Regions from separate parts of the Homo sapiens genome. Here region 2 is linked to region 1. Evidence: chromatin loops called from intact Hi-C (ENCODE). Cell type or tissue: lower leg skin. All regions are shown on one strand.

Region 1 (2,500 bases):
ACATCAAATTAGCAGAATTGGATTCTGACCCCCTTTTTCTGACTTCAAACCTTGTGTTCTTTTCATTTGAGCTCATATTTATTTTTATTTACTTAGATGCCTAAACCCCAGGTGTTCCTAAAATAAAACATAATAAATGCTTATTTTAGACACAGGAATATTTTGTGTGGGTGCTTGTGTGCATATGTTTATTTTTCTATTTTTAAGGCACATTTAACATTATTTGGTTTCACTCAAGCTATATAAAATGAGGAGGACTTCTAGCATCCCTCTTGAGTAAAGAGATACTAAATATATTTGAAAGTAATCTACTTGAAAGGAAATAAAAGCATAAAGAACATCTGATTTCTAAGCAATATTTCTTCAAGATATGCTTTCATTATTTTAGGAGAAGGAGAATAACAAGCTAAAGTAAGAATCGTCTCAAATTATTGTAATCTGTTCTTGAGAGCTGTGTGCTGTGGAATGATTACTGGATTAAGAGAGGTTTTTGTTTGGCTCTAACTAGCTGTGTGGCCAAAACGAACTGGCCAAATATTTGTCTGTCTCAAAAGTTCAGTTTCCTTACCTTCAAAATCAAGAGATGGACTTAAAGATTGCAAATGAATTGTTGTGAACCTCCCTGAGGTTCCTAAACCAAGAAAGTATTTAAAATACTGAGTTACAGCTTCAGTTCAATAGGCATTTATTGAGAACCTACTTCCTCTGCATGTTTCAGGCAGCATGTTACACTCTGGAGTTTCAGGGATAAAAACCCATCTCTTTCTCTGGTTGGTTTCTATGGGATTGAATTTTAACCCACCATCTGTGTTTCTGTGCTATTTCTTTGTATTAGGATAGCCTAGGTTATACTGCAGTGACAACACCCAAATCTTGACAGCTTATCACAAGAAAGTTTGTGTTGACTCCACACAGTTCACAAAAGATCCAGATGAATCTACAGAACCTATCTTCCATGTGGCACTTCCATAATTCAGAGTATTCCTGTCTACGTTCTTAATAGGAGACTTCCACACTTGCAGAAACAGGGAAAACAAGTCCATTGTTATTTCACGTTTTCTCTTCTGAGCTCTGTTCTGGAAGCAACATATGTCAATTCTCACAGTCCCTTGGCCACTGTCACATGACTCCACTTAACTGTAAAGATATCTTGGAAATGAAGTCTATCTTGTCTCCAAAAATAAGAAGACAAATTGAGATTTGTGACCACTAGTAAGGCCTACCACATTGTATCTATATGAGAGTCACGGGAAGAGGCTATAGGCAACCAAACAGTAGCAGAGTAAGAACCAAAAGAACACATGGTTGGAATTGGAACAGTTTATGAATTCATGTGGGCTGAAATGGTCAGGGAGGCAAAGCTAAGCTGGATCTTGAAACATGAGGAGGGGCTGGAAAGAGGAAGGGGAGTTCCAGATAGGACAGGACACACAGGTTGGTTTCAGGGAAAAGAACAAAGCAGGTGAGTGATCTTCAGGTCCACTTAGATTAATGATTCAGCATAGACTGCATTTTTACTAGTGCTAAATTATGCAAAAGAAATCAAGAAATGAAAGTAGGTCAGGAGACAGCAAAAATCTTATGTGGAGATGTATCCATACAAGACTTCAGTGAACATGGATTGCCTGGGAAAGCTCTGATGAACCATCTTTAGGGTATTGATGGCTTCCTCTTTTTTTTTTTTTGAGATGGGGTTTTTCTCTATCACCTAGGCTGGCATGCAGTGGCATGCGATTACTGAACTCACTGCAGCTTCAAACACCTGGCCTCAAGTAATCCTCCCGCCTCAGCTTCTCAAAGTGCGCTGGGATTACAGGCATTACGCACCATGCCTGGCCTATTGATGCCTTCTTGAAAGGTGTTTCCAGTAAGCCAGAAGGATGCCAAATGTGCCCATCAACCTATTTGGCCAACTCTTAGAGAATCTGTTTTTTTTTTTTTTTTTATTTTGAGTCAGGGTTATTGGAGTATAATTTACATTCAATAAAATTTACCCCTTTTATGAATAAAGTCCTATGGTTTTTAATAAAATGCATGCAATCACGTGACCACCAGATCGTTGAAGATAGTGAATATTTCTATCACTTAAAAAAGTTCCCTTACCCTTCTTTGCAGTTAATATACTTTTTTCACACCCAGCCCTGGCTACCGCTGTTCTATATCCTTATATTTTGCCTCTTCTACAATATCGTATAAGGGGAATCATACAGTATGCGAATTTTTGAATGTGGCTTCTTTCATTTAGAATAATGCATTTGTGGTTCATCCGTATTGTCACATGCATCAGTAATTCACTTCATTTTATTGCTAAATACTATTCCATTGAATGGATGTTCCAGTGTGTTTATCCATTCACCAGATGAAAGACATTTGGGTTGTTTCCAGTTTTTGGCAGTTATGAATAAAGCTGCAATAAACTTTTCCATCCAGATTTTTATGTGAGCATATATTTTCATTTCTCTTGGGTAAATACCTAGGAGTGGGATTGCTAGGTCAAATA
Region 2 (2,500 bases), 1.1 Mb after region 1:
TGGGCACCCTATCGGGCACACTGAACACACATCTGCAGATAACATTTAAGCCCCCAGGATTCTGAGCTAGGGCTGATGCCATGGTGGGGAAAGAAGGGGAGAAAGTTTCCAGTCTGACGTCTGGGAGATGGGGCCCGCCCCTACAATTCAACAAGTTTTGTTGAACAGAGCAGACTCAAGGGCAAAGCACAGCACATTATGGTTGATTGAGTGGAGAAAAAAGAGATGAATACCTCATTTGTGGACAAGATAAAATTGCCACACCACCCGGGCCTGAAGAAAACATCCAGCTGACTATGACAAAGGCAGCCTGGGGACCACCAGGGTCACCACCTGCTGGAGATGCAGAGGCTGCCCCAGCATGGCAGGTGACAGTGTCCTGAAGGCTCACATTCTGAATGAGAACCCTGCGCCATCTGGGCCTGTCCCCAGCCAAAGCTGTGCAATCTGGGACTAGCCCTGGGATCATTTGAACCACCAGAAGCACACACGATTATAGGATAGTGAATTTTAGGAGAGCTCAGAAGAGAAACTTTTATGACCTTAGACAGAATCATAGAGAAGGGGAGAAAGGGTATCTATGACCTAAACTTCTCCATGTCCTAGGCAAGAGGTCTCTCAGCAGCATCCCTGGCAAGCATCCATCCTCACCTACCTTAAACACTCCCTTCACAAGCACTCACTCCCCTGGAAGTCAGCACCTTCTTTAGCTGGAAGGGGTATTCCTTTATTTTTTTTTAATTTAGGTTAAAAACCAGTCTTTTTGGAATTACTGCTGACTGGCTGAAGTCCAGTCCCTTAAAGCAGTTTTTACAACTTTTTCTTCTGTAACATGTAACTGATGACCCACAAATGCATATCCATGGGCACCTGTTCATGCATTCATTCAACAAGTTTTGTTGAACATCTACTAGGTCCAGGCACTAGAGCAGAGTAGAACAGAAAAGAGACAAAAACTCCTGCTTCCTGAACGCTATATTTATTATTGTTTATAACACTAGTAAGTAAAATATACAGCATATCAGGTAGAGATAAGTTTAAATATAAATAAAGCAGGGACAAGACAGGGGAGTACTTGGGATACCTGTTTCTATAGAGCAGGCTGGAAGATCTCATTAGCAAAGGCCTGAAAGGGGAGGGAGACAGCAAGCCATGCAGACATCAGGAAGAAGGGCAAGCCAAGCAGCGGGAGCAGTAAGTGCAAAGGCCCCAAGGCAGCAAAGCTGGGCACAAATGGAATAGGCTTCAGGTTGGGCACAATTCTATGGAGTCTAGTCACCCTTAGCTCGCCACCCTAGAAAGAGCTGGGAATGCCCGGCAATGAGGAAACATTGCAGAGACGAACCTTGCATCTGCTCCAATTTTTTTATTTTTATTTTTTCAAGATGAAGTTTCACTCTGTTACCCAGGCTGGAGTGCAATGGCGCAATCTCGGCTCGCTGCAACCTCCGCTTCCTGGGTTCAAGTGATTCTCCTGCCTCAGCCTCCTGAGTAGCTGAGATTACAGGCACGCACCACCAGGCCCACCTAATTTTTGTATTTTTAGTAAAAACAGGGTTTCACCATGTTGATCAGGCTGGCCTCAAACTCCTGACCTCAAGTGATCCGCCCATCTTGGCCTCCCAAAGTGCTGGGAGTACAGGCGTGAGCCACTGGCACCCGGCCCTGCATCTGCTCTGACTTCTTAAAATGCATGAGTTATTTATCATTAGCAACAAATTTGCCAGCAACACACCTCACAATGAAGAAAGCTCCCCAATGCATTACCACACGGTGGCCGAGAACAGCTGTCCTAGAGACAAATGCACCCAGCCTCAGCCTGAGGATGTTCTTTGGGGAAGAGGAGAAACACTCAACACCCTGCACTGTCCCCCTTGTCCCCTTCCAGCCCACTCTAGCTTGTCTAGGTCAATCATTCCTCTCCATCCTTTTCTAAATCATGATGTGCAGCCCACAACATGAATGATGGAGAAAAGGCACACCGCACATCCGTTCACACACAACTCGGGTTGCCTTAACCCAGACGCCTGACCTCCATGTTGGGGAGCTGGCGCTCTGGACTGCCCTCCCTCCTTGTAATTCACGTCACCTCCAATACCAGAAACATGTATCATACAGATCTTTTCCCTTTTTTTTAAGATGTTCCCAAGAAAATCTGCGTTTAATTTATGGGCAATTTATAATGGAAATAGACCATATAAAATGTATACAAATGTGTAGGCCTGTCTATAGGGCTTGGAAGGAGACGGTTTAGCTTAGCAATAATTAACGTGAAGGGTCTCTTCCCTGCTGCCAGGTAGACATTTAGACTGCCTGGACTTTCATTAAACTTAAACCAGAAAGGGCTCAAGGGCCAAGGTCCAAACATTCCTCAACTCCATGGAGGACGTCAGGACACGTAGCTGACGACAATACATTTCACCAGGGTTGCCAAAGCCCTGCTTAAGTTGAGAAGATGCCTGCATTGCGTTATCGGACACAGGATGCCAGCCTGTGTACC

The links. A loop is a pair of places that touch in the nucleus more often than their neighbours do. Peaks named below come from ENCODE experiments on the same cell type or tissue, not always from the same donor. Only the 100,000 strongest peaks of a DNase experiment are listed, where the experiment ranks them.
Region 2: it touches region 1 in a loop (3-fold over the local background); 84 of 110 quality-filtered maps call a loop at or near these places.

What each region holds. Positions count from the first base shown.
Region 1 is chr2:18,743,575-18,746,074 of GRCh38, forward strand. All of the region lies in intron 4 of LOC105373456 (a long non-coding RNA gene), which reads left to right. Among named protein-coding and RNA genes, the nearest start is that of NT5C1B-RDH14, 160 kb to the left of the region's middle. In lower leg skin, no CTCF peak of the experiment used is centred here; no DNase peak of the experiment used is centred here.
Region 2 is chr2:19,853,324-19,855,823 of GRCh38, forward strand. No RefSeq gene overlaps it. Among named protein-coding and RNA genes, the nearest start is that of LINC00954, 14 kb to the right of the region's middle. In lower leg skin, no CTCF peak of the experiment used is centred here; DNase peaks (open chromatin) are centred at 1,508 and 2,448.